2 separate regions of the Homo sapiens genome follow, and region 2 is linked to region 1. The links are chromatin loops, found by intact Hi-C in ENCODE. Cell type or tissue: PC-3. All regions are shown on one strand. Links, peaks and the distances in the headings refer to the core of each region. The heading gives the core; the rest is flanking DNA.

Region 1 (2,919 bases), core at 214-2,713:
GTGCCTGCCTTGGGGATAGAACCTAGCTCCCAGGAGTTTCACTGCAAAGGTAGAGGGCCACCTGCTCAGAAAGCAGACTTTCTATTAAACTTCTTATTTCCAACACCACTCCTTACTCCTACTCCTACTCCTTATACCTCTGTTTTTAATTTCCTGATCTTTGCCCACATTCTAAAGGAAAGATGAGCCCTCTCTTCAGCTGAAGTGTGTAAGCTATAGTTTCCTGTCTCTTGTAGCTTCAGCCTTCCTTACACCTTCTAGAAATGTGTTCTCTCTCTGCCAGGAACATGCATTCCCAGAGATCTCATGACTGGTGCCCTCTCATCATTCAAGTCTTAGCTCAAATATCACCTCCTCAGGAAAGTCTCCTATCTATAGTAGCTCTCCATCCCCAGCCCCCTCCACCTCCACCTCCACACCCTGACTCCTGTTTTTCATAGGGCATTTGTCAATTACATCTCGCTCATTCATTTGTTGATCCTCTTCACTCCCCAAACAATTCATTTTCCAGGAGAATACAAATCTTGTTTGTAAAGTTGTGCATTATCATCAGACTTTAGGCACCTGGCAAACAGTAGGTATTCAATAAATGCTGGTTAAATGAATAGAATCACTCATTTGTTCATTCAACAAACATTCATCAAAAGTGTATTTGGTACCAGGAATTGTGCCTATAAAGGAGAATTTCATTCATTTATGAAGTGTCTTCCTGCCTCTCTACCACTTCCTGCCTCCTCTGCCCATACTCCCCCTCAGTCCACACACACACACACACACACACACAGAGGCTGGCCTCTGTCTTTGCTGCCATGTGGCTGGCCCAAAATAAAGAAACCCAAAAATGGGTTGACCTTGTACCCATGGCCAACTGTAATGCAGAGCAGACGGTGGCAGCCAGCCAGACAATGGAAGCTGAATGTTTCCTGGGCTCAGCCTAGCAAATATTCAACTGTAATAAAAGCCACGGTCCAGTGAGCAATTAGAGAAAGATGCCCAGGTGTCACTGGAGAGGGTAGTTCTTATTTACAAGAACACATGGAGCCTGGTGAGCAGGCAGCCCTCCTCCTTGGCCTTGACTTTATCACAGCAAACAGGCCTGACCAAGAGCTTTCCTTCAGACACTTGCAGCTGGCTGGGAAATGAGTGTGATAGTAAACACATGTTGCTTCGCTTGTGACCTGACAAATCAGATTACCTGCCTCAGACACACACAGGGGCTTTATAGTGAGGCTATCTAAAAATCAAGCTCTCTGAATGTACAACTGGTTTGTTGTTGTTTGTTGGGGTCTGAAATTACTCAGAACACCTTGCAGTCACGTGGAACAGAATATATTTTATTTTATTGTCTCCCATTCCAACGGAGCTAACACTAGCCTTGTTTGTGTCAAGGAACCCAAACATTATCATTCAAAGGCCGTATTCACAAACGAAGTGGGATGGCCATAAAACTGATGACCTTGCTGCTTCTGGAATCTCATAAAAAGTTTCCAAGCTGCTCCTCCCCAGAGCAAATAAGGGCGTTGCAGTTGCTAGTCCCCTGGCAGGGTTCCAGCTGGGGCTATTACATTCCTCCCTCATAAATACAGACTTGTCGGCCTGACAGGGTGCTTAACTCTGGAGGTGCTGCTGTGTTTGGAGCATTTAAACCCAGAGGCAGGGGCGACGCAGAAAAAAAAAAGGCATCAGAGTTGTCGGGGAGCAGGTAGGGAATGGTGAAAAGAGGCAACACTGATTGAGAAGATGTCATGTGCCAGGCACTGTGCAAATGATTATGTATGCATTTTCTCATTCAAGCTTTGTAACTTATTCATAGGCCAGCCCTCAGTGGAAAGCGTTAACCCATGTGCCCATGTATTGAAGGTCAAAAGACACATGCCAACTACATTTGGCATTTTTGTTGGGGTCACAGTGGATATTGTTTATTAACTGTGTGTGTTTCCCAATGGTCTTTGTGGTGGAAATGGCCCACTGATACAAATGCAAGAGCCAATGGGCCATGTGTCTGGGTAGGGCTTCCAGGAATCTATTGTTTGAAGCTCTTTGAATGATGATGATGTGAAACTTAGAAGAACCATTTTATGATCAAAAGGGTGGGCCGGGCGTGGTGGCTTACGCCTGTAATCCCAGCACTTTGGGAGGCTGAGGCGGGCAGATTACCTGAGGTCAGGAGTTTGAGAGCAGCCTGGTCAACATGGTGAAACCCCGTCTTTACTAAAAATACAAAGATTAGCCAGGCATGGTGGTGTGTGCTTGTAATTCCAGCTATTTGGGAAGCTGAGACAGGAGAATCGCTTGAACCCAGGAGGTAGAGGTTGCAGTGAGCCGAGACCACGCCACTGCACTCCAACCTCGGCAACAAGAGTGAAACTCTGTCTCAAAAAACAAACAAAAAAAAAAAAGTGGGGTGAAAAATGGCAAAACACACAGAAGAGGCTGAAATATGGATAGCACCATGGATACGTTCCCTCACCCCAATCTGCCTGTGCTGGGCTCCTTGTCACCATGAAAAAATAAACCCTTCCTTGTTATGCTGGACACTCTAAGGTGGCCCCCATGATCCCCACCTGCTGGTGGTCATGTCTGTATGTGCTCCACTCCCCTTGAATATGGGTAGGGCCTGTGACTTGCTTCTAACCAGTGTGGCAAAGGGGACGGAATGTGACTCTGCTGCTTATGTCATGTTATGCAAAGCTTCTTCTTAGCAGGCTTACTCTCGAGATTCTCCCTGCTGACCTGATGAAGTAAGCAGCCTTGTCGGGAAAGCCTACATGGCAAGGAACTGCAAATGGCCTCTAGGAACTGTGAGTGGCCTTTAGGAGCTGAAGTTGGCCTCCAATCAGCAAGAAGCCAGGGCACTTAGTCCTACTGCAGCAAGGAAATACATTCTGCCAACCATCTGAATGAGCTTGGAAGTGGATT
Region 2 (2,919 bases), core at 12-2,511, 150 kb after region 1:
ACTTTTTTAAAAAAACAAAGTAATTGACTTCTAAACAAATATGGTTATAACACACATACATCTAACCAATTTCCTTCTTATAATACTTGGATGAAGAAGGTTATATCATCTTCAATTTACTGAAATTATTTACTTAGTACTCTTATTAATACCATTAGGCATTAGATTCAACAATAAAGATAAAAAGTTAGAATTAAAATTTAAAATATTGTCCTACAATTTAAACATTTTTCCACATTTGTAAAACTGGATTATAATAATAAAAGCAGTACCACTCTAAATATGTAAAAATCACAACAGAAGACAAATTGACCACAGAATAAGTATTTTTAAAATTTCGAATGTGTGTGATCCATAGAAGAATATATTAAAATTAAAAGGAAAAAATGCAGCCATTCAATGAACATCTTCACTCAATTAAACTATTTTTGGACATATATCATGCGCAGGTATTCATCTAGCTCCTGGAAAACTGAACAAAAGAGGCAAAAATCCCTGCCCTTATGTAGCTTACAATCCAGTATAAGAAGTAAACAACAAGTTGAAAGATATAATGGAAAGAGATCACAAACAGGGGAGTAGTAATTGTAAAGAAAAGGAGGAGATGATTAGGAACAACAGAAGAATTCTAATTAAGCCTTGATGACCGAGAAGACAGCTGAATGAAACAGAGAAATGGGAGGATGGATTTACGAAGGAGAAATGGGCAAAATGGGTTGTTTTAGATTTGCAGACTTGGAGGCACTTGCCATAAGGATCCAAAAGGTCAGGCCTAGAAATACAGACTTGGTGACTGCCTGCAGGCAAATATTAGTGCAAGCCACAGGAGGGAAAAAGGAGAAAAGTAGAGGGCAAAGGGCAGAAGATAGAGACTTGATAAATGTCCACCAGGATAGAAAAACAAAACAAGCCAAAGAAGAAAGACTCTAAGAGAAGTATTTTTTAAAACCTAGGTAATGAAGTATAATAGGAAGAAATATTTTGCAAAAGAGATGTCAATGTGTGTATCCATTTTCCCCTCCTTACTTGCTCATTCTTTTTCTGAACCCATTCCTTGTGCTTTTCTTCAGCAATTATCTTTCTTTTTTCACGTTCTTCCATTTCTTTTCTTTTTTCTAGTTGTTGATTTAATTCCTGTGGATTTTATTTAGACAAAAGGCAACATTTAATAGAAGTACCCAAATAACATACATTTTAAAAGTCTGAGGTTATTAACCAAATTAAACAAGAATATAGTTTCCTTTATGGAGCATATGCCACTAGTGGCAATAACTTACTTAAGTAACCAGTCTATGATGAAAAAAAGCATTGGTAAAAGTATAAGTCATTTTTTAGAAATGTGCAAATAATTGCTTGGCAGCAAAACACTAGTTTCCTAGACTAAACTTCAGCTAAATTACCCTCATTGAAATCAACTTTCCCACACATAAATTTTGGCATCACTCTAAGCTACTGGCAGAAGCTCAAGAGAATTGCAACTTTTTTTTTTAAACAGTTATAAGAAGCTTCTGGATTCCTGATGAAGATAAAGCATAGAAATTAAATAATCCCTATATTAAAAATTTAATTCAGTTACACAAAAGAAATACAAAGAAACCATTCAATTTTCCTTAGGGAAAAAAGAACCCAGAGTTTTCTTCACTGGTTTTATAGCTGCTGAAGTGTAAAACAAAATCACATTCATATCCCAGATTATTTAACTGCCTTGCTGTCACTCGAATCTACACGTTTGGGCATTTCCTCAGGAAAAAGAATGTGAAAGGTATGGCCAAATAAAACTACAAGTTGAATGCCACCACTCTGTCACTCATCAGTTAAATTACTGCATTGGTTTAGAATGCTGTTCAAACTAGACTTCACTAGGACTCCACAACCATAATTACTGGTTATTTTTCTTCTCCGTCTTTAGATACTAATAGTCAGATACCTTACGTATCTTCTGTTGGTCTCCACACTCCTCCATAGCCCTTTCTTTCCCAAAGACCTACCTACTTGGGCATGGGTGGTAGTGGGAAAGACAATTTTCCAACCCTCAGACTAATTCCAGTGTCTTAAATGAAGATAAAACTTGACACCAAGAACATCTCTTTTGCATTTTAAACAACTGGTCACAGGAAATCTGTCTTCCATAATCACTCATCCTAAAATTCTGCTGCATAGAAGATAGCCGCCCTCACTCAGGAAGTCTTCCAACTTTTAAACACTATACCCCCAAAAGCAAATATCCATCTTTAAGGATTTTTCATCACTTCAGCAGCTATTGTTCTTTGATGACTTACTCAGTATACTTTTATGGTACACCTACTATGGACCTAGCAATAACTGATATAAATCTGATATAAAGATGAAATCCCAGAAGTCTCTGATCTGATTTTCTATACACTAAAGAAATAAGTGCTACATTGCGAGTTATTGCATATCATAAAAGTTCAGAGAAGGGAAGGGAAGATGAGGAGAAACATCTTTCCTTCCCCCTAGCCTAGTCTACCAGGCTAGTCAGAAATGAGCACCATACAAGGAACAGTGAAAAGATGGCTTCGAAAGGAGAGAGATTGGGAGGTGGGAGGGGGTAGAAAATTTGAGCGTGGTACTAGGTAGATGGAGAAGGTCTTTTGAGACAGGCAAAGTAAAGTGAACTATATGAAACAAGAATACCCGGCAAAAGGGAAAATTCAGAGCTCTTAATGACAAAGGCTGAAGACTGCATTTGAAGGGATGAGAACTATTCTGAGGAAGACTGACGAAGAGTGTGCCATAGTATATGAGTTATAAGAAAAAGAAGGCCTGGGCCTCTGGGCCAGGCGCAGTGGCTCATGCCTGTAATCCCAGCACTTTGGGAAGCTGAAGCGGATGGATCACTTGAGGTCAAGGGTTCGAGACCAGCCTGGGCAAAATCGTAAAACCCTGTCTTTACTAAAA

The links. Peaks named below come from ENCODE experiments on the same cell type or tissue, not always from the same donor. Only the 100,000 strongest peaks of a DNase experiment are listed, where the experiment ranks them.
Region 2: a loop joins it to region 1, with 9 times the contacts of the local background. A loop is called at or near these places in 9 of 110 quality-filtered maps.

Annotation. Positions count from the first base shown.
Region 1 is chr11:27,200,641-27,203,559 of GRCh38, forward strand. The region is part of intron 2 of BBOX1-AS1 (BBOX1 antisense RNA 1); the gene reads right to left. It overlaps LOC124902651 (a long non-coding RNA gene), which reads left to right and starts at 1,614. Exons shown (of 2, transcript XR_007062632.1): 1 at 1,614-1,702; 2 at 2,706-2,919. In PC-3, for the core only: no CTCF peak of the experiment used is centred there; a DNase peak (open chromatin) is centred at 1,511; H3K4me3 peaks cover 728 bases; H3K27ac peaks cover 1,680 bases.
Region 2 is chr11:27,349,306-27,352,224 of GRCh38, forward strand. CCDC34 (coiled-coil domain containing 34) reads right to left here. Exons shown (of 6, transcript NM_030771.2): 3 at 1,027-1,134. Among named protein-coding and RNA genes, the nearest start is that of CCDC34, 12 kb to the right of the region's middle. In PC-3, for the core only: no CTCF peak of the experiment used is centred there; no DNase peak of the experiment used is centred there.